2 separate regions of the Mus musculus genome follow, and region 1 is linked to region 2. Evidence: chromatin loops called from intact Hi-C (ENCODE). Cell type or tissue: gastrocnemius. All regions are shown on one strand. Links, peaks and the distances in the headings refer to the core of each region. The heading gives the core; the rest is flanking DNA. Region 1 holds the start of Cenpu (centromere protein U). Region 2 has its middle 31 kb from the start of Enpp6.

Region 1 (15,895 bases), core at 7,896-15,895, 400 kb before region 2:
TGGCTTTGGTACCGGTGGCCTTGGGTTCTAAAGAGTGGGTTTTTTCCGCATCATGTCCAAGCTAATGCCACTTGAGTCTTATTGTATTTTTATGGCATCGAAAGTTATGCATGACTTGGGCAACCCCAAATCCACTGGGAGCCCACAGCTTGATGAAAGCAGCCACTCTATGTGAAGTAAAAAAAAAATATGGATAAAGCTGGGTCACAGATACGCTGTGATTCATAACGTCTCAGTGAGACTCGCCAACCGTGAGGATGGCAAGAACCACATCTATTGGGAACCTGCTGTGGCCTGAGTCTGTGCAATGATGCCATCTCCTTAAAGTGCTGTTTGCTGCATGATAACCTGTAGCTGCATATTTGCCTTCGCTCCACATCAGACTTGCTTGATTCTGTAGGGATAGAGCAGTCCTCCCTGCCCACAAGCTCCTTGCCACGAGGTGCTTCAGAAAGGCAGGCAATAGGCAAGAAAGCAAAGGAGTAATTCACATTGCAATAGGCTTTAGGCAAAAACCAACCAAACAAACAAACAAACAAACAAACAACCCAGTTGTATTGCTCTGATCTTTTAAAGATAATTATCACAGCGGTTCTCAGCCTTCCTAATGCTGTGACCCTTTAATACAGTTCCTCGTGTGATAACCCCCAACCATAAAATTATTTTTGTTGCTATTTCATGACTGTAATTTTGCAACTGTTATGAACTGAAATGTTAATATCTGAACACTCCCCCATGGAGGGTCTTTGGCCTGGAGGGGGGTCTCGAACCACAGGTTGAGAACCACTGATGCTGTGGGCGGTGACTTTGAGCTTTGATTTGAAGTTGTCTGACTTGAAGAGTCTTTAATTAAAAAATTGAGGATAGAGATGAGCTGTAGCCAGATGTGGAACTGGTTGTCACAGCTGGCGCAGGGAGTTGGAGCTGTGAGTAATCCCAGAGAACCTGGGGGTGATGGGCAGATGGAAAACAGAGAGCGGTCTCTGGCTGATCTGGGGAGCCCCTGATATTTCAAAGGGAACTAAGGGAGGAAACAGGCAGGTAGAGAATTGCCTATGGAGAAGGAAGGTAGAAGACCGATGTGTGCCCTGGAAGCCAAGAAAGAAAACCAAGGACATGAAGGCTCAGGTCTTCCTACATTGTTGAAAGGCAGAAGAAGGAGGTGGGGCTACAGGAAAGATAGCAAGGAATAGGGAGGGGGCAGGGTGGCATTAAGGTGAAATTTCAGGGCAGGAAGAGTAGATGTCTGTTTTTTTGTCTTTTTGTTTTATTTTGTTTTGACATCAGATAAACAGATGGTGGCTGAATAGACCTATGCAGGTAAGTGAGAGAGAGAGAGAGAGAGAGAGAGAGAGAGAGAAGGGTCCAATTTCATATACAAGTGATAGCTGCCATCAAGTGGGAGCTACTAGGTCAATGATTCTCAACCTGTGAGTCTTCACCTCTTTGGGGGTTGAATGGCCCTTTCACAGAGGTTACAAACCAGATATCCTGTGTACCGACGATTTATAATTCACAACCAGCAAAATTACAGTTACGAAGTAGCAACAAAATAACTTTATGGTTGGGGTCACCACAACAACTGCATTAAAGGGTCGCACACAGCAAGAGGAAGGGTGAGAACTACTGTACTAGAAGATAACGGCATGTGTGGGAGTGATTCAAGAAAGAGAAGAAGAAAAGGATGCTTTTAGGAAGAAGGAACGTCGGCTGCTTGGGACCAGAACCCTGCCTAGTTAAGCAGAGGAAATGGCTAAGAGTATTTATTACTCACCGGCCGTGGGTTAGGCCACCTGCACTACATACAGCAGCTTTGTGGTGGTTGGGTAGGAAGATTTATTTCCTAAGGATAACGGTTCCAATTCTGCATGAGAACGTAAGGCTGACACAGATGGCTCATGAGTCCAGGGTGGAGATGCCCAGCGAGAGGGCCTCTCTGGACCGGTCTCACCTGCCTGCTGTCCCTCTCTAGGGTGTGAGTCCCGGAGCCTTGAACATCTGGTGTCCTGGTCACAGCTCCGTGCTCTTCTGAATTCCTGGATCTTTGGGAACAGTGTTTTCAGTTTTATCGGAGACAACTGTCACCTGAAAACGTAAACGCCATGGATTCCGGTTCCTTTCACAGTGGGATGAGTTAGAGAGCACACCGGCCTGTCCCGTGGCCAAGCAGAGGGTGGAGGAAAGACAATCCCTTAGCCTCCTGGCTGGTGACTGCTACAGGTCTAAATGGCCCAGACCTGGAGCATCCCTGCTGTTCTTCAGTCAGCAGCCCCCTCCTCATCTGCTATGGAAAGAGGAGTCTGATGGCAGGGGAGTGGTCTGTAGGTCTCCGTTCAGAGTTGGTTCTTCCCATGTGGGCTCCAGCTTGTCATGGGCTAGAAACCTGGGCTGTGCACAATGTGAGACTCTAGAGTCATCTTCCCACACCAGCTTGGCTGTCAGTTCACCTCTGCTTCCCAGACTAACATACTGGAACGCTGAAATACATACCAGTTCCCATTATATGCCTCTTTAGTAGGGGCACTTGGGAAATTGGCCTGCTGTACTAATTATGCATGTATTTGGTCTAAAAAGCAATCTAGATTTTTTTCCTTTGGATTCTTAACCCATTTACACCTTGACTTATTCAAAAGAAGTGTGTGTGTGTGTGTGTGTTTATGTGTGTGTATGTGTGTATATGTGTATATGTTCATATTTATTTGTGTATGTGTGTATATGTTCATATTTATGTGTGTATGTATATGTGTGTATATGTGTATGTATGTGTGTATGTATATATGTGTGTGTATGTGTATGTCTATGTGTGTATGTGTGTGTACATGTGTGTCACTTGTATGCCCATGCATGTGGAATCCAGCGCTCAAACTCAGGGTCTCTCACTGGAACTTGGGGTTCACTGGGTAGATTAGAATGGCTGGCTAGCAAGTCGGGGAGATCTACCAGTCTCTACCAGCCCAGATCTGTAGGACTACAAACTGAGATTGTAAGCACCACATTACACACGCCACATGCTTTTGATGTGGGTGCTGGCAATTGAACTCATGCTTGCTTGGAGATCATCGTACCAGCTGAGCCGGCTCTCTCTCGGGCTCTCTCCCGGTCCATCTGAGAAGCCCTGGCAGATGGAGTTTGTTTCTGTATCATGTTCTTAAGTTGTGAAATGTTCTGGTCTGGGCTTAAAGTAGAGCCCCTCCCCCAAGTACATTTTGCATAGGAGTTCTTAGCAGCTCGTTTGTGTTGATAGTTTTAACAGGAGAGGGGAAATACTTCTGAATGCCAATTTTTACACATTGGACTCATCCTTGCTCACGGCCACCAGGCTGCTGGGGTTCCAGATGACTCTGGCAGGCTTCCTGCTATGCAAAGGGGGGGCTGGGGGGCGGGGCGGGCTGTGTGTGATGGGAGTAGCCCTGGCAGCGGTGCCCTGCCACAGGGGTGGGTGGGCACCATGCATACAGGACAGGTGTGAAGCATAGAGAGAAACCAGTTTGCTCACATTCTGCCTCAGGCAACGTGTGCCAACCAGGAGCGCTTTTGCTTCTGGTTCTCCAGGGTTCCCAGAACCACTGATACTCCTCCCTGACAGCTCTTTGGCCCTAGGAAGTCTCCCTAATAAAGAAGCCACACCTTTTTGGCAAACAGTCAGGTCCGGCCCAGGGCAGTCCCACCTACCAGGTGGTATTGATACATTCTCCATTGTCTGTCAAATCTGGCTGCTGCTTTTCTCTGTTATGCCCACTGCCTGATAAAAGCAGAAGCCATCTTTGGCCAAGACAATGACACCAGCCCTAGCTACTACCCACCTTGTCCCCTTTGTGGGTCTTTGTTGCCCACTCTGTAGCAAGGGGGGTTAGTTTTCACTCTGAACTGACTAACGTCCTCAGATGGGGGCATCTCAGATTGTAGAGTAGACCTCACCACTTGATGACCTTGAAATGAAGACCCTGGTGCATGAAGTCTGGAGTGATAACTTATTCTTATGGAAGCCGGGCGTGGTGGCGCACGCCTTTAATCCCAGCACTCGGGAGGCAGAGGCAGACAGATTTCTGAGTTTGAGGCCAGCCTGGTCTACAGAGTGAGTTCCAGGACAGCCAAGGCTATACAGGGAGACCCTGTCTCGAAAAACCCAAAACAAACAAAACAAACTTATTCTTACGGGTGAGATAAGTCAACTCAAGCCGAGTTAGAGTACATAAAGGCAGGTTTATTGGGAAGTTGCCCTCGCGCAGGTTCACTGCTCCCAAGGAACAAGGCCAGGGAAGTCACCATGAGGAGGGAGAGAGGAGTGAGGAGAAAAGATGCTCACTTGCAAAGAGACAAGAGAGGAGAGAGACCCAAAATGTCTGCATTTTATAGGAAAGAGTTTTTCAGGGAGGGGAAGCCCAGCCCCTTGGCTGGAAAGTTCAGGGTAGAGGGCTGGGTATTCCCTGTAACTCTTAGGGACTGAGGGATGCTGGGAGAACTTGGAGGTCAGGTCCACACCGGTAGTTAAAATACACGCCTCAGCCATTTGTCCCCGGTCAGAATCCCAGCATGGAGCTGAGCTGACAGTTCTGTGGAGCTTGGGTGATAATGTCTGTCGCTAGTCTCTGCATGTACTGTGGGAGTAAAGAAATGGAGGACACTTGTCTACACTTGCCTCCAGCCTCATCTTTTGCCACTTAGTCAGCTCTGCTTGGGCCATGCTGACCATCCGGTTCCCCAAATGCATTACACTACTGTTTCCAGCACAGACCTTGTGCGTTATCCTTGCCTGGCAGACACCTACTTCATTAGTTACATTGTGTTCAGTTTCAAACCCCCAAAGGGCTGAAGTGCCTTTTTTACAATTCAAAGCAGACGGGGCCTCCAAATTCTCCCAGCATCCCTCAGGTCCCTACTTGTTATAGGGTATGGGTGGCATACCTCACTCTTACCCTGAGTTCTCCAGCCCTTTTCCTTCCCGAGGCGCTTCCCTATATAATCCCGACATTTTAGCTACCTACCCTTTTTGTACCTTTGCCTCTTGCCTGCTGCACCAGGTTTCCCCTCCCTCTCCTTTTCCCTTCCCCTTCCCCTCTCCGCACATGGCCCAGTCAGTCTGGTCACATTCACTCTGGACTTCCAGACCTGTCTTCTTGGAATGCTCTCCCTTTTATCTACAATAAATTTTCTCCCCCTCCATACCTAGGGGCAGTCATGTTCTAGGCATTTATTGCATTTATTTATTTATTTATTTATTTATTTATTTATTCAGAGCGTGGGAATCAATTCTTCCAAGAAAGCTACAGTTTTGCAAGCCCAGAGGATGGACTGCTTGTATGGGGCAGTGGAGAGTAGGGAGGGCATTGTGATCTTTTATACTCAGTAAACAAGGTTAAAGGGTTGTGAGGTGCTGGCCATGAGGGGCGTAACACAGCAGGGGAAGAAGCCACCACTGAAAAAAAGAGGGTGTCATGTGTCAACCAGGAAGCCATTTGCTGGACGCTTTGCTGGTGGCACCTCTGGCCATTGAGGCTGTTCACATCCTCGCCTGAACAGAGTTGGGTTGTACGTTTTGTTTGTTTGCTTGCTTGCTTATGTTTGAGACAGGGTCTTACAGTGCAGAGTCTCTAGATGACTTAGAACCCACTGTTAGCACAGGCTAGTCTAGAACTCACTGAGCCCTAGCTGCCTCTGCCTTTCCAGTGTTGGCTTTACAGATGAGCACCCGTGGGTCTGGCTGCAGAAAGAGTGACTGACTGAGGGAAACTGCCCGGGACCATTTGAACAGGGCCAGCTTTGCGACTGTGCAAAATCTCGGGGTTAATCAAAAGTCATGTCACAATGAGCAAGGTTATTGAAAATGTTAAATGTTTAGTTTCCTACTAAGTTGAAGTTCTAGGGATTGAGCCCAGGGCCTCGAGCATGCTAGGCAGTGCTTTCTTGGTAAACTACATCTCCTGACCCAGAAGACCCAGGAGGTCCTGACCATAGCTAGCAGTAGCACTGTGGAGACCCCTCTACTGTAGAGATTTTCTTCTCATCCTTCTTTTCTTTGCTTTTCTCTCCTTATTTCCCTAAGAAAGTCCTGTCCTTTCATTTCCCTCTCCCTCTCCTGTTTTTTGTACTTCCTTGATTCTTTTATATCAGTTTGGATTATAATACAGTGGTCGGAAACCGGAGAGTAGGCTACTCTGAGGCTAGAGAAACCCTGGATTTGGGTGGAGTTTCTCCCACCAAGGTTCCATCCGCAGTCCCCTCTCAACCCTCCAGGGTGCTGGGAATGGAATCTGAAACACGTGAGATTGCAAACTGCTGGCCTGATTAATTTAGCCATGGGGGCTGGCATGGTTCCAGTTGGGGCTGGAAAAAGTAGGCCAGTATTAGTTACATAGCAAGTAAGATTAATGTTTTATTTTGTTTTGTTTTGTTTTGGGGGGGAGGGGGCAGCGGCGCTATTGGTAAGCATGTGACATGTGAATGTGTCTAGGGTCCGGACTGTTGGGCATCTTGGAAACACCTTTCTGCCCTCCAGTTTTAAGACACAGAATGTCACCTCTTCCTTGCCTCTTAAAGGGAACAACTGTGGGCAAGTGCCCCTCCCTCCCTGGCTCTCCTAAGGACTGCAACTTGTTTTGCAATGTCACAGCTACAGATGGTCGGTCAGCGGTTGGTCTGTTTGAAACAGATAACAACCTTTATTTGTGAGGTTGGAAGTTTGGTGCCTACTCAATGTTGAGGAAGCACCGTAGGAAGGGAAATAACAAGGAAATTTGGCGGTCTTCTCTTCCTTTCCATGGTATAAAACCAGACTCTGCACCTGACATGGTAGAGGCCAGAGACTCAGGACCTCAAAGTCATCTCCAGCTATGGCAGTGAGGTCAAGGCCAGCATGGGCTATATTAGACCCTATAAATAAAGTTTCATGTGTGTGTGTGTGTGTGTGTGTGTGTGTGTGTAAGAGAGATGAAAGTATGTGTGTGTGTGCGAGAGAGAGAGAGTGAGTGTGTGCTCATGCGAGCACTCCCGAGAGTGTGTGATGAAAGAAAGATCAGACTTTTAAAGGGATAGTAACAGGAAGGCCTTTCCTAAGCTATAGAAGAATAGAATTCATGTAAAGGGAGAAAGAGTTAAGCAACATCAGTCCTTGATCTTAACTGGTCTCCAGTTACAGTTGGAAGTCTCCAGTCCCTTTTCTTTTTCTGCCCTCTAGTGGACACTGCTGAGCAAAAATCTGACAACCATTTTCTGCCCTTCAGTGTCCTGCCTAGTGTCCCCATGTTCTTATTGTCCTCATAGTCCCAAAGGGGAAATAACAATCCCATTTAAACGTCTGCTACAAATTCAGGATACAGACCAATGTATACATCAAACTACTCTACAGGGAAGACGAATCTTCATGGGGACCCCCCCCCCCCGACACACACACACAATCAGTTTATTCCAAGCATTCAAGGGGCTTTGTGGTATTTGTTGTTTTGCTTTTAGTTGTTTTTAGGCCTGCCTGCCTGCCTTCCTTCCTCCCTTTCTTTTCTTTTCTTTTCTTTTCTTTTCTTTTCTTTTCTTTTCTTTTCTTTTCTTTTTCTTTCTTTTTTTTGGGGGGGGGGTGGGTTTTAGTTTTTCAAGACAGGGTTTCTCTGTGTAGCCCTGGCTGTCCTGGAACTCACTGTGTAGATCAGGCTGGCCTCGAACTCAGAAATCCGCCTGCCTCTGCCTCCCAAATGCTGGGATTAAAGGTGTGTCTCACCTTGCCTGACTGGCTTTGTTTTGTGAGATACCCTTGCTCTGTAGCTCAGGCTGGCATAAGGCTTGAGATTCTAAGCACACATTAGGAGACTCGACTTACTTCCCTTTGCATTATAACAGCAATGGCCTTTTCTTCAATTTTCTAAACAGGAATATATGTGATTTAAACTTCCACAGCCCATTCTACAATAATCTCTTCTCAGATGTCATTAAAGCCTGCTCCCATTGTTCCAGGTCACTCTGGACTGAGGCAACACCGCTGTCTCCACCTCTGGGTCCTCAGCCCCCTTTCCACTCTTATCTCCTTCCCCCTGGCAACAAACATGGGCTTTCATTCATTACCCATGAGCTGTACATCAAGACTGGTGAGGTCAGTCAACATTTACCAAAGGTAGGCAGTGGTGGGCAAGGCACATCTCAATACAGCTGCCATGTGAACTAGAAAACACTGGACACAGCCTCCCTACAACACAGCCCACCATTCCCTTCATGGGATGTTCCTCATGGTTGAATCCTTTCTCAAGGTTGGACCCTCCTTGGCTCCTCCCCTCTCCTGACCCTTCCACTAATCGGTCACCTTGTAGCACCACATTTCTGCTCCTCTGTAAGGATAAGTGTCCTTCTCTTCCTACCCTAAGCTGGGCTGTACTCTGGCTTTACCTCTTGGGAAGCTCAGGTACTCTGGTTTCCATTATCAACACAACCAGCCAATAGAAGCTTTTAAGTCATGTTTCCAGGTTGAATTGCTATGCCGGCTCGCCCATACAATCAGCTAGAGCTAACCAGGAGTCTGTGTTACACACTGGCCTGCTTTAACCATGCCATGACCAGCCTAGACATCACCTAAGAGCTCCTGCCCTCTGTTCTTCTCTCCCTCAACCAGAGATGCACTGCACTTTGTGGGTGTTGAAGAAAAATAGCCTCATAGAGTGGAGCAAAGCTGAGGCCAGGTGTTTAAATATGGAGATGAGGATTTTAGTTTTCCTGTGACCAGCTTGAATTGTCTGTCTCAGCTTTGGAAGCAGTGGGCTTGAATTGTCTGTCTCACCCAGTTCCTGGGGGAACCTATGCGATTCCAGGAGGTTAGGGAGTAGACTGTCTATCTCCAGCCACAAGAATTGGCTTTGAGTAGCATGATTGTTAATGCTGACATGTCTATGTGCCCACAAAAGCTGTTTGTTTATAAATAGCATTTCAATTAGTACTCTGACTGGGTCTGGTGGTCCAAGCCTGTAAACCCAGCTAGTCAGGAGGCAGAGGCAGGAGGATCACAAGTTCAAAGGCAGCCTGAGCAACTTAAGTGGGAATACCTTTCAAATTAAAAGCAAAAAGGGGGCCTGGGAGGTAACACCATTGTAGAGTGCTTACCTAGCATGCATAGGGCCTATGAAAAAGCTTGAGCAACATAGACAGGCACATGTATGCTGGGCCTCTTCCTGAGGATTCTGGGCTTTCACACTGAATGAATGAATGAATGGATGGATGGATGGATGGATGGATGAATGAATGAATGGTGGAATTCAAACCTGAAACACAGCATAGCTGCCAGGTACAGACCTGATCCAGAGCCTTGGCTCAAGAAAAGGCAGGCAGATCTGTTAGCTACTGATGGGGCTGTTCCTTAGTGTTGATAGACATAAAATGGGGTTATGGTACCCACCACAGAGGGCTACTTAGAGCATTCAATGAGCTGATAGAAATTAAACACTTAGAACAGTGCCCGGGTCAGAGCAAATCCAGGTGCTGGTTCTGGTGGAGGTGGTGGAAGTGGTGGTGGTATAGAACCCAGCCTGAGGTTAAGGTTGATGAAAGGTCAAGACAATGTCCTCAGAGCTCCAGTGACCTCTAGAAACTTGGGATCAAACAGAGAAAGCAGCGTGACAGGCATCCTATCCTTGGACGTCTCCGTGACACAAACTCAGAACTTTAATGATTTAAACCTATCTGGATGAGTTTTGCTCGTTTCCACTGAGGGAGGAGTCCCCTTCCTGTTTGAGCACCCGAGTGGTTTCTTTTTTCCCCAACTCCAAAGCATAAAAGGTTTATCCACATCTCCCTTCCCAGAAAATGGAGTTACCTCTGCTCTCTATAGTATGCCAGTTTTCCATGCTTCCAGGAAGCCCGTTTCTACCCATCCATGAGGAACTTCCTGCAATACCCACAAGGTGATCTGCCCTCCTCTGGCAGTCATCCAGATGGTTTCTGGGTAATTGAGGACGCACACCTTTCGATGACGAGGAAACAGAAATAACCTTGAGGGAAACGCACGTCATAAACACAAGCGTTTCATCTCAGTAGACAGGAGATGTGAAACTCTTTAGAACTTACTGAGTAGGCAGAGTGGAGGGAGGGGTAAAGAAAACAGTCTACAGTTCACAAAACAATGTACAAAACCTGGTGTCATGCAAAGCTGACCACGACTACATCTTACATGGTATCTCTACTGACCCTAGATACTCACAGACAAGTGCCCTGGAAGATGTGCGTAAGAATTCCTGGTGATGTGCTGTCGGGAATAGTAAATAGAAAACATTGATGTACCCATAGCACAGAGGAATAAAAGCGATGCAAATAGTTACTTAATGAATTCCAAAGGCAGCATGAATGAACTACAGCTGCATGCAGATGTGGACACTTTAAAAATTATGGCTTTGGTTAGGATACTTGCAGAAAACCTACCAAACGTTATTTATAGAGATAGAAATATACAATGATTATACACAGAGGCATATCGAGGCTGAAAAGCATAAAAATGCTAAAGACAAATAAAAAAAACCGTATGGTTTGTGAAAAGGGCCATTCATGGAAGAGTCTGAGAGAACTGTTACATTTTATGTTCTGATTCAGTAATATAGGTGTCTATGTTTTATTTTTACAGTGTTAAATACCCTTTGTTGGAGACAGGGTTTCTTTGTGTAGGCCTGGCTGTCCTGGAACTCACTCTGTAGGCCATGCTACCTGCTTCTGCCTCTAGGACTAAAGGCAAGCACCACCACTGCCTAGCTTGTATTCATATTTTTATTGTGATAAAATTTATAACATAAAATTGGACATTTCAGCTTTTTATTCCAGTCATTTTAAGTGTTTAAATACATCCACCTTTTTTACACAACCATCTATCTCTCCCATCACCCCCATTTCTGGCCTTTCTCATTACCACTGTGTTTTAGGTTAATCAAGAAATCATTGTTGGAGCTGGAGAGATGACTCAGCCATTTGGAGCCTCTTGCCAAAGACCTCAGAGTTTCCCAGCCTCATAACTATCTGTAACTCCAGTTTCAGGGTATCTGATGCCCTCCTCTGACCTCCACTGGGACCACGGATGTGTATATATATATGCGTGTGTGTGTGTGTATATATACATACATATGCGTATATATAATAAATATATAACATTTTGCATCGATACACATAAATCTTAAAAAAAAATTCATTGCCAAGTCCAACGTCTTGATTCAGTTTTCTTCTGAGTTTGGCCGTTTTTTTTACTTCTTATATCTTTGATCCCTTTAAATCAATTTTTCATTCTTTTGTACCACAAGAAAAATGTAAAAACAAAAGAATCGTGAGTATGGATCCAGAAGGGACCTTCCCGCTTTACGAAGGACCTGGAAGGGAGGACAAATAACGTGTCGCGTTCAACAGTGAGCTGCTACAGGGAGCTAAAAGCGGCATCTGCATTTAGCAATGCGAAGGATTTGACAGTAGTCCATCAACTAACAGCCCGCCCGGAAGCACTGGAGTTTTGGATCCGCTGGCGGCTGGCTCGGGTCCACCCACACCCACACCAGCTCCGGGTCATTTACCCGCCCACGAGGCCGGGGAGTTCTAAATTTACGGAACGGAGCGAGAGCGGGAGAGACAGCCTGCAGCAGCTAAGCCGGTTGCTTTGGACTCCGCTCCGCTGTTGGGTGTTTTCCAGGCCTGGATTTCATCGTGCTCTCGCCCAGGACGCTCTCTGGCCCCGCCCCGGAAAAGGCGGAGCATAGCGAGGACTAGGCTCTGATTGGCTGTTCAGAGCAAGACCGGCTAGGCGCGAGTTTGGAGTCCCTGCCTTTGGGAACGGTAGGATGGCTGCAAGGAGAAGTTTGAGATACTCGGGGAACCCGGGGTAAGTGCTGCCGCCCCGAAATCCGCCCAGGATGGGCTCAACCCGTCCCAGAGACTCGCTGACCCGGCCTCAATTCCCACAGCCCCGAATCCTAGAGCCAGGAGTCAAGCTGTGTGGTAGGGGAACTCAGACACCAGCGTCGCTTTCATGTGACAAGCAAATATTTAACAGTAATCATTTCTGGTCTGTCGACATTGCTTTTTATTTCTAAGACGCAGCTGTTTTCGTAATAGAAAACACGGAAGCCAAACGAAATCTCTAGCGAGGGACCAGGCAGCTGCTTGTTTAGAGCTTGGGCTGGCCTTGCCTAAATACCTAAAGGACATTCAGAGTGCTTCATGGATCTTTTCATTATATAAGAGGTGTGCATCTGAAAAGAAGTTAGTAAGCGGCCCGAAAGGTTAGCGCCACCAACTCCTGGCGAAGGATATTCTGGGCGTGTCTGGCGCGCATCCAAAGCCTGGTAGAGATTTGGATAGAAAGGTCTCCTCTGCGTAGGAAGTCTTCCGTGGGAGGATTACCTATGGAAGATGATGCTTGTAGCTACCACAGGACACAGATGGTGGGGGAATCCACATTCGGTGAGCAGTGGGAAGGAAGATTTAAAAAGGGCAAAGGAGCTTATCAGGGCATGCTGGTTTGTGCTTTTACCTTTTTTGGTTTTTCGAGACAGAATTTTTCTGTGTGGCCCTGGCTGTCCTGGAACTCAACTCTTGTAGACCAGGCTGGCCATAAACTTAGAGATCACCTGCCTCAGCCTCCCAAGTGCTGAGATGAAAGGCGTGAGCCACCACCACCTTTGAGCAAGGGAAAGGAGCTTAGAACTTGATCTGCCAAACCAGTGGTTTTTGTTGTTTCAACATCTTGAGGCTTGGAATTTATGAAATCTGTTCATTATCACTCCTAAAACACACGGATGCATACAGCAAAGATTATATAAAATGGTTACTGTAGAGATTTCCTTTAGGAAAGAAAGAGGTTTCTGTAGAGTTTGGAAACTGCTCCAGGACTCCAGCCCACAGCTAGAAGGGAATTTCTCTGGTTTTGGAGCACACACAAGAAACAGGTAGAGGGGCTGGTGAGATGGCTCAGCAGGTAAAAGCACTGACTGCTCTTCTGAAGGTCCTGAGTTCAAATCCCAGCAACCACATGGTGGCTCACAATCACCCGTAATGAGATCTGACACCCTATTCTGGTGGGTCTGAAGACAGCTACAATGTACTTGTGTATAATAATACCTAAATCTTTGGGCTAGAGCCAGCAGGGACTGAGCAAGTGGAGTTGACCGGAGCGAGCAGAGCAGAGGTCCTAAAAGCTCAATTCCCAACAACCACATGAAGGCTCAGGCTCACAACCATCTGTACAGCTACAGTGTACTCCTATACATAAAATAAACAAATCATAAAAAAAAAGAGTCAGATGGAAAAGAGTTCAGGCTAGGCAATTTATGCCTCCAGGTTGTCCCACCTACTTCTGTTTCGAGGTGCCATTCAGAAGTCACTTAAGCTTTCTGAGCTCAGAATCACAGTCTGCGGTTATCCCAAAGCAAAGGCAGTACAGGTCTGAGAGTTGGCTACAAGTGGGGAGTCCCAGCCCCCTCCCCTCGGATTATTACTGCGGTATTCTGTGCTGGGAGTGTGGGTGGCAATAAGTCTTTTCTATTGTAGCCTAATACACACAACTGAGATGGTTAACAAAGTGATAGGTGTCCCCCCCAACCCTGCTCCCCAGTGGTTTATTGCCTGGCTTCAGCTCTGCTGGGTGAGCAGTAATGAGGATAATTTGGAAAGGTGCGCCTTGGAAGGATTATAGCTTACAGTGCTTTCCCAGTTGCTCAAAATATCTGCTGAATTCACTTTTAAAATTTTGTCATCTGTGTTTTAATAGTGCAAAACATTCAAAGAACACTTTGAGAAGCACATATTCCAGGAAACAGGTAAGCAAGATTGTTAATGTGATTTTTCCCCCCCTTAAGCCATTGAAGGCAAAGCTATCATTTTGTGGGAATCATACTTTGGAGAGTTCTCTTAACAAAATCTTTTCTTTGTTTCTTTTCTTTCTTTCTTATTTTTATTTTACTTTTTTTTTTTTTTAATTTGAGACAAGGTTTCTCTATTAGACCTGGCTGTCCTGGAACTCACTCTGTAGACCAGTCTAGGCCTTGAGCTCACAGAAATCTACTTGCATCTGCCTCCGAGTGCTGGGTCACCATCACCACCTTAGCCTCCACCTCCACACTTGACAAACTTTTTTTTTGGTTTTTGGTTTTTTTGAGACAGAGTTTCTCTGTATAGCCCTGGCTATCCTGGAACTCACTTTGTAGACCAGGCTGGCCTCGAACCCAGAAATCTGCCTGCCTCTGCCTCCCAAGTGCTGGGAATAAAGCCGTGTGCCACCACGCCTGGCTTTGACAAACTTTTTTATAGCAGCTTTAAAAAGTGTTTTATCCAGAATGTTGGAGAAAAGGAACTTTGTTAGCGTTTTAGAACCATCTTTTCTTCTGAGTCTAGTTTCTATTTTTATTCAGATATTTGACATCACGTAAAAGCTTTATAATGTTTTGAAATGTCATTTTTTTTCCACTTAGTTTTTTTAACAGCTGCATATGAGTTTATAGAATTCCTCTTGGTTCATATACGGTTTTATTTTTCTTCAGGAAATGCCTGTTAAAGGCAAGCGTATTTGTGTAACACTCTTGATTGCTAATTTCAAAATCTTATCCAATGCCATTTCAAGTTAGTGTGAGGAGGGAGTTTGCTTTTCAGGTTCGGGGTTAGGCCTTCAGAGCGCTTTTGGCCTTCTTGTCTGTCCCTGGCTTTCTCCCTTCTCAGGCAGGCTCCCTGCCCTGCTGAGCAGACGCTAGCCTTGAATAAAGCTCCTGCATTGTGGAGCATCCCTGGCATACCCGCTGGGGATCTGGCGCCTTTCTCCTGCCTACCACTGCTCAGTAGCTAGAATTCACTGTGGCCTGGAGGGGTTTCTCCAGCCAGTGTCTGGAAGCGTTCAGGCCCTCCCTCTGGGAGGTAACTGCAGGGCAGGTGACGGAATCTTCTTTGGCTTGACAGCCAAGCCTTCTGCAGTTTCTTAGCATCTCTCCATATAGCACTCCATGAGTGAGGCTTCCCCTGAGTTTTGTCTGCCAGACATATTTGCATATCTTTCATATCTTCCAGACTTTTCTTATCTGTTAGTAATAATATTCTCTTGTATCTTGTAGTTTATAAGCTACCATAGAAGGTTTTCTCCTTTTGGTCTTTCCTTGGGATTTAGGGTTTAATCTGTGTATTGAAATAGATTGAACTGTAAACCCTAGTCTCTGTCCCGTAGGAAGGAGTCTTCACCCCGGTGTGCATTCAAAACTGCGTATGAGCTTTGGGGCACATGTCCTTTTTCTGGGGAGGCGATCATAGCTTCCTCTATATCGAGGATTTAGGTAAATGATACCCTGTGGGCCAAATGTAGCCTGCTATTTGTCTTTGTACAGACTGTGAACTAAGAATGTTGGGGGTTTTGTTTGTTTGGTTGGTTTGGTTTGGTTTGGTTGCATTCTAAAATGATTTAAGTACGGTGGACATGATGGCTCCCACCTATTTATAATCCTAGCACTTGGGAGGACAAAGAAAAGCTGACATAGAGTGACCTGTGAAAGTGATAGGAAACTCTCAGACAGGTTCTGTTGAAACACAGCCATGTCCATTCCTTCCTGTCTCGTCAATATCTATGCCTCCGTATGTAATACCACAGAAGGCTAGTGGCCCACAGAGCCACGATGTCTGCTCTCTGGTCTCCATTCAGATGGTTTACCCAACCCAGCTCTCGATCATCAGAGTAGTCCGTGGATCGAGAAGCACCAGGCGTTTCCACGGGCTGCAGGACTAGCTAGACGGTCCCTAGGAGCGGGGTTTAAACTGTGAAGCAGTTGCCGGTTCAGTGATTGCTTTTATTCACTTTTAGAAAGCTGGTCCAAAGCCCCGGCCCAAGGATGTGTTTGACTTTTCTAATAATTCTGATGCCTCAAGCATACCGGGAGCACTCGAGGAAGAAGAGGAGACTTACGAAACCTTCGGTCAGTGTTTT
Region 2 (16,351 bases), core at 2,763-10,762:
CTGTGGACCAGCCCGTTGTTTCCTCCTGTGAGCCTCCATTTCTTCACTCACCTGTGAAATGAGGGAGAGACCTTTTTCTTTGGACTTGTGGATTAGAAAATCCTTGAGCCAAGCAAACAGCATTTAATGAGCAGCTAATACATATTCATTTCTTTATCTCTGGAGCAAAGTTCAGAAAGTGCTTGATTTAATAAGCAAGTCAAATTCCAAAATTCTTGCATTTTTAGTCGTCTGTGACCTAGAAAACCTTTCTACTGAGGTTCCCAAGACCACTCCCAAACACCTCACTTACGCAGATGCTGCTCTGTGCTCCCTATAAGCACAGATGCAAAAACGTCTTTGGCAGATCTTTCAACATGCACGATTTCCGCAAGTGAGAGAGGTGGGTCTGTGACGCGGTCCGTGGTGAAGATGCTTCTGAGAGAGAAAGCCTGCATCCTAAGCGCGTGTATCTGCTCTCTCACCTTCCCCTGGGGTTCTCTGTGAATCTTACACATCCTAGCTGATGCCAGGGCAACTTAGGTTCACACCCTGGCTCTCCCCCTCCACTTGGTAATTTTGTGACGCGGGTTAGTTCTCTCCGCTTCTGTTTCCCCCTCTGTGAAATGGATTAAGGACAGTGTGTTGCCCTCAAGGTCCTCTTCAAAGACTTCGATGTAAGAGGGTAAAACTGTGTGGCAGAGATCAGGACAGGTCCTAGACTAAACAGCACCGCTCGGTATTCCTCTGTGCTACGGGGCGGTACCCAAGCTGAGCTCAGAAAATACTCGCGGCATTGACCTAATGAAAGACTGTGGGGGCGACATTGCCCCTGCCTACTTTGTCCTTGGTTGTCTGAGGAGATACCCAGTTCAGGATAGAAGGTGGACAAGGAGCAGGCTCACGTGACCTACCCACAGCCAGAGCAGGGATGGAGCCAGGGAAAACAGACCTGTTGCTGGACACACTTGAAACTTCTCTCTGGAAAACTTCGAAGGAAGTTTTCTTAGTCCTAAAACTTCTGAGTAGGTTGATTAAAATCCACCAGTGCATATCTGATACTGAGGAAATATCACAGGAATTCTTGGCGCGCCAGTCTAGACTAGCAGTGACTAAGAACTACACCCACAAGTAGATCTTTGCAAGGACTACTTTTGCTTTATTTCAGTGACTGTTTATTGTTGGAGGAGGGGACAGATCCTAGAAAACGGCTGCTCATTGTTGATAGAGACCTGTGGGGTCTAGAGGTTCTGGCGAGGACCAGAAATGTGCTCTTAATGGCTTCGTATCCGGGAAGCCAGACTCAGAACTCCCATCATCCATCTGTGCAGACATTCATTCGCAAACACATCCCTGCTGTTGGCTGTTTGCTGTCTGCTAGGTTAAATACTGAAGAGAGAACAGGAGCGAAGCTGAAAGACCCCTGTCTGGCCCAGGGGACTGACGCTGTGGGTGGCGCAGGCGTGTACCTGACTCTCAGGAGCAATTCCAGGGTGTGCGGTGCTCAAAGGAATCCATGGAAATGGGATGGTCAAGGAGACAAAAAGCAGTGGAAGAGAAGATGGAGGGCTGGAGGTACAGAGGTCAGAGCTTGGAGGAATCTCCCACAAGGCTTCAGGATGTTACCATGGTTACTGGTCCCTGCCTGACAGCCAGCCGGGAAGAGGAAAGCCTATTTATATTAATTATTGTTTGTACCATTGTTATTATTATTATTATTATTATTATTATTATTATTGTGCCATTCATAAGTGGCAGTCCTAGGTGTCGCCTGGGTGGGTTAACTAAAATCCATTAGTGCACATTGACAACTGAGGAAAAAAAATCTGCAAATTTTCAGTATTTGGTTTTCATTTGACAGTTAGACATCTGATGCCCAGCTTGGCTTTTATGTGGGTGCTAGAGGTTTGAGCTCGGCTTCTCATGCTTGCACACGAACCATGGCCAAGCTTGCTACTGAGCCATGTCCCAGCGCCTGCTTCTGAATGCATGGTGAAACAACAGACCATGTGATTGGGCTAGGAGTTAGGATGGAAAAGCTGTAGGGCTGCTTGCAGAACAAAGGAGTAAGGTCAGGGCGGGCAATTGGCTGGATTAAGGAAACGGTATAAAAATTTCCCGCTTGCCACTTAGGGTCATAAACTATGGTGAGGCTGGCGGGATTTTAAGACAATGTTCACAGTGCATATTGACTACACATGGTACCGTGCTACATCAGTACATTTCCATGGAAGTATACCCCAAGCGCTGAACCAAATCCCCCATCTTCCCCTGCCTTCGACCTTCTCACCTCGACTTACCCTTCTTTGTTGATAGTTTCATCTCTAAATTCATGTCATATATATATGCACACACACGTGACTTTATGGTAAGAGACAAACATATTTGTCTTTCTGAGACTAGCTTAGTTCCCTCAATATAATTATTCTCAGTTGTTCAATTTCCACAGAATCAAGACAATCTCATTGTCCTTATGTCTAAGCAAACTCTTCCCTTCTAAATGCTGTTCTTTTGGTGGACACCTAAGCTGGTTCTGTAAGTGCTGCAGCAAGCATGAAGGAGCCAGTGTCTCTGGAATGTGTTGACTTGGCATCATTCTGGTAAATAGAAGCGCGATAGCTGGATCGTATGGTAGATCGTTTGCCTGTTTGTTGAGGAGACTCCATGCTCGTTTCCTTAGAGGCTGGACTAGTTCACAGCCTCACCAGCAGTGTATACATACTCCCTTTTGTCCACATCCTCACCAGCGTTTGTTGGTTGGAGGCAGGAGCTGAGGCAAAGGCCCTGGAGGAGTACTCCTAACTGCCTTGCTCAGCCTGCTTTCTTTTAGAACTCAGGACCACCAGCCCAGGGATGGCTCCACATGTGATGAGCTGGGGCCACCCCCATCAATCACTCATTAGGAAAATGCTCTGCAGGTTTGCCTACAGCCCATTCTTACAGCTGAGGTCCCCTCCTCTTAGACAGCTATGGCTTGTGTCAAGTTGATGTAGAACCAGCTAGCAGGAGCCTGAATATTTTTCATATGCTGATTGGCTATTTACATCTTCTGAGACTGATCTTCCTTTGGCCATTTATTGTTTGCTTTGACCTCTTAGCTTAGTTGGCTTTTTTTTTTTTTACAATTATTTATTCTTTTATTGTATATTTAGTATTAACGAATGGTGCTTGCTCTGTGTTACCCATGTGAAAATCAGAAGATGATTTGTAAGACTGAGAGTCGGTTCTCTCTCTCCAATGTGATCCCACAGGATCCCACACGAGCAGCTGGGTTTGTCGCCAGACACCCTTACCTGCTGAGCTAGCTTTGCCAGCTCTCTTTGGGTTCTCTGAGTTTGCTGTCTGTTTTGTTTTAGTCTTCTGTCAAGGGTTTAGCTAGGAAAGACGTTCTCGCAGTCTACACAGCTTTCTTTAATCGATTTGAAGTTCTGTATGCGGCTCCCGCTCCATTTGGAGTTAACTTTTATACAGGCGACAAGAAGGGGATCCAGTTTTGTTCTTTGGCCCACTGACATCCAGTTTTCAAGCGGTATTTGTTGTCTTCTTCTCCAGCGTATATTTTTATCTCCTTAGTCATGAGTGAGGTGGCTATAGTCATATGGGCTTGTACTTGTACTCCATTCTGTTCTATTTATCTGCATGCCAAGTATTTTTTTTTCCTACTATGGCTTTGTAATATACCTTGAAACTGGATCCAGTGATTCCTCCAGCATCTTTTGCCCAAGGCTGCTATGGGTATCCAAGATCTTTTTTGTGCTCCCTTATACATTTTATTTTAAATTTGTTTTATGTGCATTTGGTGTTTTGCCAGCATGTATGTAGGAATGAGAATCTCTTCTGCACTGAGTAAAAGCATCGCCTGTCAATAAATATCTGATGACCAATGAGACGAAGAAGGATTAGAAGGTGGGATATCTGGCAAAGAGAGGGGAACTCTCAGAAGGAGTCAGGAGCAAAAAAAATTCCTCATCTGGACTTGGAGGGAGTTGGACATAAGGAACGAGGAGAGGTAACCATGGCAGACATTGAATAGCATAAACAGGTTGTGTCACGAGCTTGTCACAAGCCTAGCTGAAGGCCTATGTGCATATTCATAAATAAATAAATAAAGCCTGTGGTGGCAATGGCAGGAGTCTTTGAAATCTCTAGGCCAGGCCCCAGTAACAAAACCATGTCTCCTAATTCTCCCCGAATAACTAACTGGAGACCAAGTATTCAAACTGCGACTTATGGGGGACATCCCAGGAACCACACTCACAAAGACACAAAGGGGTAAAAAGAGTTGAAAACTTTAAACATAAAGTTGGATTGGAATGCCCATTTGCATATCCCCTGTCCTGGTTTGAATTCCTCGGGGCAATATCAAACACAGAATGTTACATATTATCTATTTGGTCTCATAAAGGAAGATAGGGTTCACCCTGACCTAAGTGGGTATTGCACATTATGTGTAGGTTTTGAACGACAAGCCACGTTCTATGAAAGCGACAAGTGAATGTGAGACGAAGTTGTTTGCTATAATAAATACTCGTGACACAGTGGTCATAAGCCCTTAAAACTATGAAAACATTTCTACATTACAGAAAGCCCCTTTCTGTTAAGCTTTCTGATGACAAGACAGAAAAAATATCTTTGTAAATACCTACTGAACTACGCAATTTCATTGTAAGATGTAGGTGGCACTGTCCTGTGGGTCAGCTAAGGCCAATGTGTGTGGTGGAGCGCTTCCATTTCTGATTTCTGTTTTGGCTGTGAGTTCCAGCTGTGCTACGCCCTTCCAGCGTAAGGGAAGAAAGATGTAAAGAAATACTTTGAGAGCCATGTGCAGGTGTCTTATGAAACATAGCTCTGAAAAGATGGTTTTGAAGTTCCTTTCCACTCCTGTAGCTGAGCTGCTGCCATGAGAATTCTCACCCCCAGTGACCGACCGGCCCGTCTGACCTCAGACAACAAGCCGGAGTGTTTTAGTTACTGTCAAAATCTACTTTCACTTCTGGATCTTGTGAAATTTCAGGATCATAATCGAAATGTACGAAGGGAAAAAAATCCACTTTCAATAAAAAAATTATTTGGATAAAGGATTTGAGATACGATTTTCATCAGTGTGTGCTTTTTTATTATGCATAGTACATTTACTATTTAAATCACATTCTTGGTCTTTATTTTTATGGTCCACTTAAAATTATTGCTAATGACTTCTTGTGATCATAAACTGTTCTGGTCTTGTTTAGTAAGAATTGTGTCCTGCTTTTGTGGGTAAGGAAGTATGGACAGTATTTTCTTAGCTCTAGGAATCCTGATAATGTCTCCTTGCTTTCTCATGCAAGCAATAATATTGGCTTCCCGTAAACATTTCATGCCATACACCACGTTATGTTCAAAGTTCTAAATATACTTCCAGCGTCTCCTGGCAGTTATTGATGTGGGTCAAAAGGCTGAAGCCCACGGATTTTGCATTTCTCTCTAACTTTAAAAGCGTTGCAGTATTGACTTTGGAAAATAAAACACTTCTGAAAGAAACAGCTTTCATTTGAACTATAATTAATTTGCCTTGGGCATTATGGGGGCAGATATTTTCCATTTCAGAAAGTTGTTCTAATTTTTATGGATGTTGTTTTAACTCAGTTGTTCTAGATGGTTCTGTGTTCTCTGACATCTTCTCATCACTCTTCCTTGTTATCCAGTGCTGCACTTCCTGGGGCGTGGAGGGGGCGGGTTGCGCTCTAGTTAACGGTGAAGGACTGATTCCAGCTGATGGTTATGGGAATAGAGCCCACCTTGGCAGGGATGGGGCGGTGTTGATGCTCCTCTTCCAAAGGTCCTGAGTTCAAATCCCAGCAACCACATGGTGGCTCACAACCATCCTAACAAGATCTGACGCCCTCTTCTGGAGTGTCTGAATATAGCTACAGTGTACTTACATATAATAAATAAATAAATCTTTTTTTAAAAATTTAAAAAGATACAATGAAGACAGAAGAAGAAAAGAAGAAAACAGACAAACATTTAAATATATACAGCATACAATTTTGTATAAATAAATCTATTTTCTGTTCTATTTACATATTAGAATATTCCATGCATGTACATATTTAACATCTAAATGTTGAACATATGTTAAATGGCTTTTAAATACATATTTAAACTCTCTGTTGCTGAGATAAATACTCATTTTTTAACTCCACTGGTTTTGTTTAAAACACTTTAAACACTCCCCTACACCCCCCACTCCCCACTTCTGCATCCCTTGAATTTCCACTGAATTTACCTTTGAGTTAGTAATATGAACAAACTTGAGAGGTTTGGCTGACCGTGGCAGTGCAAGCTGTAGACAGTAGCTCGATACAAACCTAAGATGGGAAGAGAATCACTGCAATAAGCCTTTTGATATTTCACAGCTGGGATTAAGATTGTATTTTGGAACTATGGCGCCACCTGGTGGCCATTCTCTTGTTGCCGTTTAACATTTCTATTTTAGACCCCCACCTCTTTGGTAACTTGTACTTGAACACCCTTTGGTCAGGAACCCTAGTATACTATTAAGTAGCAATGTGTGGCCAACTGGACCTGGAAGGCCTCCGCTTGTTCGCTTGCTTGTTAGCACAGGTACCTGGAAATTCTGCAGGTCTAGGTAGAGTACGGGAACAGGGGACAGGAGAGACTTTACATCTTGGTTTTTCACAAGAGCCCTATTATAGCTCTGGCTTTCCCAGAAGCCAACTCCTGTGATTGGATGAGGGACTAATGAGACTAAAAATCAAGCACAAGCCTGCTTGGATAGCTGAGGGAACAACAGGTCTTCTCCAAAGAGGGAGAGGCTTGGGAGATAGCCCCAAGGGGAGGGGACACATCCTCACAACGCGTCACGCACAATAAAGGACTTCATCTAAACATCCATCAGAATCACACAGAGTTTTAAAGACAACCATGCTCAATGCATGCAAGAATGTTAAGGAAAGCTGGTGATTTCCCCAGCAGGTTGATTTGGGGGTTAATTCTTTGGCAATATTAAGAGTTTTGAGGGGCTGGAGAGATGGTTCAGAGGTTAAGAGCACTGGCTATTCTTCAAGAGAGGTCCTGAGTTCAATTCCCAGCAACCAAATGGGACTCATAATAATCTATACTGGGATCTGATGCCCTCTTCTGCCATCCAGACATACATGCAGACAGAATACTGTATCTATAATCAATCAATCAATCAATCAATCAATCAACAATAAATAAATCTTTTTTAAAAAAGATGTTTGAAAACAATCATTGCCTTTTTGTTGAATCTCAACCATAAAGGTAGAAAAGTGGGTCTGTAGGAGGAGAGCTGGCGGCCATCTGTTTAGCTTTAGTAAAGACTAAATATTATGGTATGTATGTTGTACTGTTGCAAAAGGTGGCATGTGCTCAAGGGTTGGTCACTGTCTTAGGGTTTCTATTGCTGTGATGAAACACCATCATAAAAAGCCAAAAGCCACTTGGGGGAAGAAAGGGTTTATTTGGCTTAGATGTCCTGAGTCATAGAGTCCATTAAGGGAATCCAAGGCAGATTCTCAAACTGTGCAAGAACCTGGAGGCAGGAGCTGATGCAGAGGCCGTGGAGGGGCGCTGCTCACTGACTTCTCCTCATAGCTTGCTCAGCCGGTTTGCTCATAGAACCCAGGACCACCAGTCTAGTCCCCCATCCATTGTTAATTCAAAGGACACCCAACATGCTTGCGGACAGCCAGGTCTTACGGAGGCATTTTCTCAGTTGAGATTTTCTCCTCTTAGATGACTACGGCAGCTTGTGTCAAGCTGATAGAGAACTAACCAGCACAGTCACCAACCGGGGATACCATTGGAAGATACTGTAGTCTTTGCCGGAAGAAAGCAGGATATTGGACAAGGTATCCCATTGACGGGGGAACCGGAACTGCAACGGATGTTTTCCTTGTTTGTTTTTGTTTGTTTGTTTGTTTCTCTATTGCTATAGTGAGCAGCTATGTTCCACTGAGTCTCTCTTACCATCATACGCTCCCTTCCATTAGCTCCAGAAAATGAGCCTACAAAGGAAAGAATGAAACCTCTGTACCCATGAGCCAAGATAAAACCTCTCAGGTCATAAGCCATCCTGGGTGTTTTATCACAGGGATGGAGAGCTAGTGTATAGCCAGAATCCGTGTTACTTTACTATTTTGACATGGTGTCCATCTTCAAATAGAATACTGTGTGAAAGTCAAATATACAAATGGGTGGACTGAATATAAAGGGTTCTGCTCTGGCAATAACCTCCACCCTATTATCGGCACAGTCCCCAGCTTCACAGAGACATTACCGGGGCACTTCCATAGTTAAAGCATGTTCTATGGTACAGTGGGACATCCCTGCCTCCATCGACCCTGGATGTTAATGCTAAACCCTTTTCTGGGAGCTCTGAAATCATGGCTGAGTCTCTCATGGGTCTCTTCTGCATTCCAGAGCACACCAAGTTTTTCATTCTGACCTTGATTTTGCTACCACTAAAATGTTTGTCTCGGGACATTAGAAACAACGCCAGGCCATTGGACACCTCACTGTCATTGGAACCACAAAGCTGTGTCAACCCATCTAGCATACATAGTCTTCCCTCGTGAGAGATCTTTAGACTCCTGGATACAACCTAAAACAAACAAGCAAAAACCAGAAAAGCAACTTAAGTAAATGAGAACGTCCAACAACCCCACTATCGATGGAAATGAATATTTCTGGTGTGTTTTCTTTCAACATTTATCTATGTGATATGTACAGCTAAAATACTTGTGCAAGATATGCAAGGTTACTAATACAATATTAATTTATTTTCTGACGCTGTAAGTCAATACCACTGACTGGTTAGTCTAGAAAGAATGTTTATTTGGTTCAAAGTTCTAGAGGCTGCGACGTGCAAGATCAAGATGGTGGCATCTACTGAGAGCCGCCTTCTTGCATCACAGCGTGGGAGGGTACCCCATGACAAGATAAAGCAAGCATGTCCGCACACATCTCGCTCCCTCTTCTTTTTTTTCCCCCATTTTTTATTAGGTATTTAGCTCATTTACATTTCCAATGCTATCCCAAAAGTCCCCCATACCCACCCACCCCCACTCCCCTACCCACCCACTCCCCCTTTTTGGCCCTGGCGTTCCCCTGTTCTGGGGCATATAAAGTTTACTTGTCCAATGGGCCTCTCTTTCCAGTGATGGCCGACTAGGCCATCTTTTGATACATATGCAGCTAGAGTCAAGAGCTCCGGGATACTGGTTAGTTCATAATGTTGTTCCACCTATAGGGTTGCAGATCCCTTTAGCTCCTTGGGTTCTTTCTCTAGCTCCTCCATTGGGAGCCCTGTGATCCATCCATTAGCTGACTGTGAGCATCCACTTCTGTGTTTGCTAGGCCCCGGCATAGTCTCACAAGAGACAGCTACATCTGGGTCCTTTCAATAAAATCTTGCTAGGGTATGCAATGGTGTCAGCGTTTGGATGCTGATTATGGGGTGGATCCCTGGATATGGCAGTCTCTACATGGTCCATCCTTTCATCTCAGCTCCAAACTTTGTCTCTGTAACTCCTTCCATGGGTGTTTTGTTCCCAATTCTAAGGAGGGGCATAGTGTCCACACTTCAGTCTTCATTCTTCTTGAGTTTCATGTGTTTAGCAAATTGTACCTTATATCTTGGGAATCCTAGGTTTGGGGCTAATATCCACTTATCAGTGAGTACATATTGTGTGAGTTCCTTTGTGATTGTGTTACCTCACTCAGGATGATGCCCTCCAGGTCCATCCATTTGGCTAGGAATTTCATAAATTCATTCTTTTTAATAGCTGAGTAGTACTCCATTGTGTAGATGTACCACATTTTCTGTATCCATTCCTCTGTTGAGGGGCATCTGGGTTCTTTCCAGTTTCTGGCTATTATAAATAAGGCTGCTATGAACATAGTGGAGCATGTGTCCTTCTTACCAGTTGGGGCATCTTCTGGATAAATGCCGAGGAGAGGTATTGCTGGATCCTCCGGTAGTACTATGTCCAATTTTCTGAGGAACCGCCAGACTGATTTCCAGAGTGGTTGTACAAGCCTGCAATCCCACCAACAATGGAGGAGTGTTCCTCTTTCTCCACATCCATGCCAGCATCTGCTGTCACCTGAATTTTTGATCTTAGCCATTCTGACTGGTGTGAGGTGGAATCTCAGGGTTGTTTTGATTTGCATTTCCCTGATGATTAAGGATGTTGAACATTTTTTCAGGTGCTTCTCTGCCATTCGGTATTCCTCAGGTGAGAACTCTTTGTTCAGTTCTGAGCCCCATTTTTTAATGGGGTTGTTCAATTTTCTGAAGTCCACCTTCTTGAGTTCTTTATATATGTTGGATATTAGCCCCCTATCTGATTTAGGATAGGTAAAGATCCTTTCCCAATCTGTTGGTGGTCTTTTTGTCTTATTGACGGTGTCTTTTGCCTTGCAGAAACTTTGGAGTTTCATTAGGTCCCATTTGTCAATTCTCGATCTTACAGCACATGCCATTGCTGTTCTGTTCAGGAATTTTTCCCCTGTGCCCATATCTTCAAGGCTTTCCCCCACTTTCTCCTCTATAAGTTTCAGTGTCTCTGGTTTTATGTGAAGTTCTTTGATCCACTTAGATTTGACCTTAGTACAAGGAGATAAGTATGGATCGATTCACATTCTTCTACATGATAACAACCAGTTGTGCCAGCACCAATTGTTGAAAATGCTGTCTTTCTTCCACTGGATGGTTTTAGCTCCCTTGTCGAAGATCAAGTGACCATAGGTGTGTGGGTTCATTTCTGGGTCTTCAATTCTATTCCATTGGTCTACTTGTCTGTTTCTATACCAGTACCATGCAGTTTTTATCACAATTGCTCTGTAGTAAAGCTTTAGGTCAGGCATGGTGATTCCACCAGAGGTTCTTTTATCCTTGAGAAGACTTTTTGCTATCCTAGGTTTTTTGTTATTCCAGATGAATTTGCAAATTGCTCCTTCTAATTCGTTGAAGAATTGAGTTGGAATTTTGATGGGGATTGCATTGAATCTGTAGATTGCTTTTGGCAAGATAGCCATTTTTACAATGTTGATCCTGCCAATCCATGAGCATGGGAGATCTTTCCATCTTCTGAGATCTTCTTTAATTTCTTTCTTCAGAGATTTGAAGTTTTTATCATACAGATCTTTCACCTCCTTAGTTAGCGTTACGCCAAGATATTTTATACTATTTCTGACTATTGAGAAGGGTGTTGTTTCCCTAATTTCTTTCTCAGCCTGTTTATTCTTTGTATAGTGAAAGGCCATTGACTTGTTTGAGTTTATTTTATATCCAGCTACTTCACCGAAGCTGCTTATCAGGTTTAGGAGTTCTCTGGTAGAATTTTTAGGGTCACTTATATATACTATCATATCATCTGCAAAAAGTGATATTTTGACTTCCTCTTTTCCAATTTGTATCCCCTTGATCTCCTTTTGTTGTCGAATTGCTCTGGCTAATACTTCAAGTACTATGTTGAAAAGGTAGGGAGAAAGTGGGCAGCCTTGTCTAGTCCCTGATTTTAGTGGGATTGCTTCCAGCTTCTCTCCATTTACTTTGATGTTGGCTACTGGTTTGCTGTAGATTGCTTTTATCATGTTTAGGTATGGGCCTTGAATTCCTGATCTTTCCAAAACTTTTATCATGAATGTGTGTTGAATCTTGTCAAATGCTTTTTCTGCATCTAATGAGATGATCATGTGGTTTTTGTCTTTGATTTTGTTTATATAATGGATTACATTGATAGATTTTCGTATATTAAACCATCCCTGCATTCCTGGAATAAAACCTACTTGGTCAGGATGGATGATTGCTTTAATATGTTCTTGGATTCGGTTAGCAAGAATTTTATTGAGGATTTTTGCATCGATATTCATAAGAGAAATTGGTCTGAAGTTCTCTATCTTTGTTGAATCTTTCTGTGGTTTAGGTAGCAGAGTAATAGTGGCTTCATAAAATGAGTTGGGTAGAGTACCTTCTACTTCTATTTTGTGAAATAGTTTGTGCAGAATTGGAATTAGATCTTCTTTGAAGGTCTGATAGAACTCTGCACTAAACCCGTCTGGTCCTGGGCTTTTTTTGGCTGGGAGACTATTAATAACGGCTTCTATTTCTTTAGGTGATATGGGACTGTTTAGATGGTCAACTTGATCCTGACTCAACTTTGGTACCTGGTATCTGTCCAGAAATTTGTCCATTTCGTCCAGGTTTTCCAGTTTTGTTGAGTATAACCTTTTGTAGAAGGATCTGATGGTGTTTTGGATTTCTTCAGGATCTGTTGTTATGTCTCCCTTTTCATTTCTGATTTTGTTAATTAGGATTTTGTCCCTGTGCCCTTTAGTAAGTCTAGCTAAGGGTTTATCTATCTTGTTGATTTTCTCAAAGAACCAACTCCTCGTTTGGTTAATTCTTTGAATAGTTCTTCTTGTTTCCACTTGGTTGATTTCACCCCTGAGTTTGATTATTTCCTGCCGTCTACTCCTCTTCGGTGAATATGCTTCCTTTTTTTCTAGAGCTTTTAGATGTGTTGTCAAGCTGCTAGTATGTGCTCTCTCCCGTTTCTTCTTGGAGGCACTCAGAGCTATGAGTTTCCCTCTTAGAAATGCTTTCATTGTGTCCCAAAGGTTTGGGTACGTTGTGGCTTCATTTTCATTAAACTCTAAAAAGTCTTTAATTTCTTTCTTTATTCCTTCCTTGACCAAGGTATCATTGAGCAGAGTGTTGTTCAGTTTCCACGTGAATGTTGGCTTTCCATTATCTATGTTGTTATTGAAGATCAGTCTTAGGCCATGGTGGTCTGATAGGATACATGGGACAATTTCAATATTTTTGTATCTGTTGAGGCCTGTTTTGTGACCAATTATATGGTCAATTTTGGAGAAGGTCCCGTGAGGTGCTGAGAAGAAGGTATATCCTTTTGTTTTAGGATAGAATGTTCTGTAGATATCTGTTAGGTCCATTTGTTTCATAACTTCTGTTAGTTTCACTGTGTCCCTGTTTAGTTTCTGTTTCCACGATCTGTCCCTTGATGAAAGTGGTGTGTTGAAGTCTCCCACTATTATTGTGTGAGGTGCAATGTGTGCTTTGAGCTTTACTAAAATGTCTTTAATGAATGTGGCTGCCCTTGCATTTGGAGCGTAGATATTCAGAATTGAGAGTTCCTCTTGGAGGATTTTACCTTTGATGAGTATGAAGTGTCCCTCCTTGTCCTTTTTGATAACTTTGGGTTGGAAGTCGATTTTATCCGATATTAGAATGGCTACTCCAGCTTGTTTCTTCAGACCATTTGCTTGGAAAATTGTTTTCCAGCCTTTCACTCTGAGGTAGTGTCTGTCTTTTTCCCTGAGATGGGTTTCCTGTAAGCAGCAGAATGTTGGGTCCTGTTTGTGTAGCCAGTCTGTTAGTCTATGTCTTTTTATTGGGGAATTGAGTCCATTAATATTAAGAGATATTAAGGAAAAGTAATTGTTGCTTCCTTTTATTTTTGTTGTTAGAGTTGGCATTCTGTTCTTGTGGCTGTCTTCTTTTTGGTTTGTTGAGGGATTACTTTCTTGTTTGTTCTAGGGCGTGATTTCCGTCCTTGTATTGCTTCTTTTTTGTTATTATCCTTTGAAGGGCTGGATTCGTGGAAAGATATTGTGTGAATTTGGTTTTGTCGTGGAATACTTTGGTTTCTCCATCTATGGTAATTGAGAGTTTGGCCGGGTATAGTAGCCTGGGCTGGCATTTGTGTTCTCTTAGTGTCTGTATAACATCTGTCCAGGCTCTTCTGGCTTTCATAGTCTCTGGTGAAAAGTCTGGTGTAATTCTGATAGGCCTTCCTTTATATGTTACTTGACCTTTCTCCCTTACTGCTTTTAATATTCTATCTTTATTTAGTGCATTTGTTGTTCTGATTATTATGTGTCGGGAGGAATTTCTTTTCTGGTCCAGTCTATTTGGAGTTCTGTAGGCTTCTTGTATGATCATGGGCATCTCTTTCTTTATGTTTGGGAAGTTTTCTTCTATTATTTTGTTGAAGATATTAGCTGGCCCTTTAAGTTGAAAATCTTCATTCTCATCAATTCCTATTATCCGTAGGTTTGGTCTTCTCATTGTGTCCTGGATTTCCTGGATGTTTTGAGTTAGGATCCTTTTGCATTTTGTATTTTCTTTGACTCTTGTGTCGATGTTCTCTATGGAATCTTCTGCACCTGAGATTCTCTCTTCCATTTCTTGTATTCTGTTGCTGATGCTCGCATCTATGGTTCCAGATCTCTTTCCTAGGGTTTCTATCTCCAGCGTTGCCTCGCTTTGGGTTTTCTTTACTGTGTCTACTTCCCTTTTTAGTTCTAGTATGGTTTTGTTCATTTATATTACTTGTTTGGATGTGTTTTCCTGTTTTTCTTTAAGGACTTCTACCTGTTTGGCTGTGTTTTCCTGCTTTTCTTTAAGGGCCTGTAACTCTTTAGCAGTGCTCTCCTGTAATTCTTTAAGTGACTTATGAAAGTCCTTCTTGATGTCCTCTATCATCATCATGAAAAATGTTTTTAAGTCTGGGTCTAGATTTTCGGTTGTGTTGGGGTGCCCAGGACTAGGTGGGGTGGGAGTGCTGCGTTCTGATGATGGTGAGTGGTCTTGATTTCTGTTAGTAGGATTCTTAGGTTTGCCTTTCGCCATCTGGTAATCTCTGAAGCTAGCTGTTATAGTTGTCTCTATTAAGAGCTTGTACTTCAGGTGACTCTGTTAGCCTCTATAAGCAGACCTGGGAGGGTAGCACTCTCCTTGGTTTCAGTGGGTAGAGTATTCTCTGCAGGAAAGCTCTCTTCTTGCAGGGAAGGTACCCAGATATCTGGTGTTCGAACTGGACTCCTGGCAGAAGTTGTGTTCCACTCACTAGAGGTCTTAGGATCCCGTGGGGAATCCTGTGTGGGCCCTTGCGGGTGCCAGGCGACTCCGCTGGCCAGGAAGCCCTGGGCTCGAGTGGAGCGGAAGGGGCTTTTGTCCCGGGTCAGGCCAGGGCAGTCTGCTTCCCTATGTACCGCAGTCTCAGGTTCCGCGCGATTGGATTGGGGCCGGCGCTGTGTTCCACTCACCAGAGGTCTTAGGATCCCGTGGAGAATCCTGTGTGGGCCCTTGCGGGTGTCAGGCAACTCCACTGGCCAGGAAGCCCGGGGCTCGAGTGGAGCGGAAGGGGCTTTTGCCCCGGGTCAGGCCCGGGCAGTCTGCTTCCCTATGTACTGCAGTCTCAGGTTCCGCGTGATTGGATTGGGGCCGGCGCTGTGTTCCACTCACCAAAGGTCTTAGGATCCCGTGGGGAGTCCTGTGTGGGCCCTTGCGGGTGTCAGGCAACTCCGCTGGCCAGGAAGCCCGGGGCTCTAGTTGCTCCCTCTTCTTGCAAGGGCACCTAGTATCATCACGGAGGCCTCATTCTCAAGGCCTTATCTTATCCTAACTCTCTCACAGGAGAACCCCTTCCAAATTGTTTTAGCATATGAATTGAGGGATTAAATTATCAACATATGAACTTTTGCCACAACAGTGACCTTACTTGACCGAGCTCTCAGGAGTCCAAGCCAAAGAGACTGAATGCATGTACGACTTTTGTCTGAAGTAGACACCTAGTGCCTAACTCAGGAATAACCCGTGTCTCTCTAGCATCCCTCCAGTTTGTGGCAGGCACTGACAAACAGTCCCAATCTTATTGTGGAGCCGGAGGAAACCATCACTGGGCTGGAGATACTCCCTTCTTTCGCATTCTTGACCTTTCTTAGATAATTCAAGTTTGTCTTTAAGGTGCAAAGGGCTCTCTGTGTGTAGAGATTGCTTCCTATCAAATGACTATTTTGGATTTGGTCCTTCATAAGGTCTTAGCTGGTGGATGTTTTGTAACCCGCAAAATTCTGCTAGCCAGAGGTTAATACTCTGAGAGGCAAAGAGCTGCTTTAAAATCGCTAGTGAAAAAGGTGGGCTGGGCAGTAGGAATATAGAACTGCATCTCTGTAGCAGACTAGGTTTCCATGGAAACAGATGCAGCTGAGTCAAACCCACGAGTAAACTTTTCCACGTTCAGTATTAAGCTTGGAATGTGGTAAGAAACAGCTACTTACTGGCCAGACCTAGGGAAGATTTCAGCAAGACCCTCCACAAAAGGCTCAAAACAAAACGGGTATGACTTTACATGCACACACACATGTGCTCATGCTCACACACACACACAATCTCTCTCTCTTTCTCTCTCTCTCTCTCTCTCTCTCTCTCTCTCTCTCTCTCACACACACACACACACACACACTCGTACAAGCACACACACACAAGCACAACAATATGAGAACCCAGCTTCGGCCTCCCGCAGTTACCTAGTTT

Evidence for each region. A loop is a pair of places that touch in the nucleus more often than their neighbours do. Peaks named below come from ENCODE experiments on the same cell type or tissue, not always from the same donor. Only the 100,000 strongest peaks of a DNase experiment are listed, where the experiment ranks them.
Region 1: it touches region 2 in a loop (4-fold over the local background); 19 of 42 quality-filtered maps call a loop at or near these places.

Annotation. Positions count from the first base shown.
Region 1 is chr8:46,540,310-46,556,204 of GRCm38, forward strand. It overlaps Cenpu (centromere protein U), which reads left to right and starts at 11,760. Exons shown (of 13, transcript NM_027973.4): 1 at 11,760-11,818; 2 at 13,706-13,754; 3 at 15,773-15,884. The coding sequence starts at 11,778. In gastrocnemius, for the core only: no CTCF peak of the experiment used is centred there; DNase peaks (open chromatin) are centred at 11,603 and 12,264; H3K4me3 peaks cover 1,717 bases; H3K27ac peaks cover 1,523 bases.
Region 2 is chr8:46,947,213-46,963,563 of GRCm38, forward strand. It overlaps a transcript of Enpp6 not described here. Among named protein-coding and RNA genes, the nearest start is that of Enpp6, 31 kb to the right of the region's middle. In gastrocnemius, for the core only: CTCF peaks have their summits at 5,860 (motif pointing left) and 6,438 (motif pointing left); a DNase peak (open chromatin) is centred at 6,412; H3K4me3 peaks cover 671 bases; H3K27ac peaks cover 817 bases.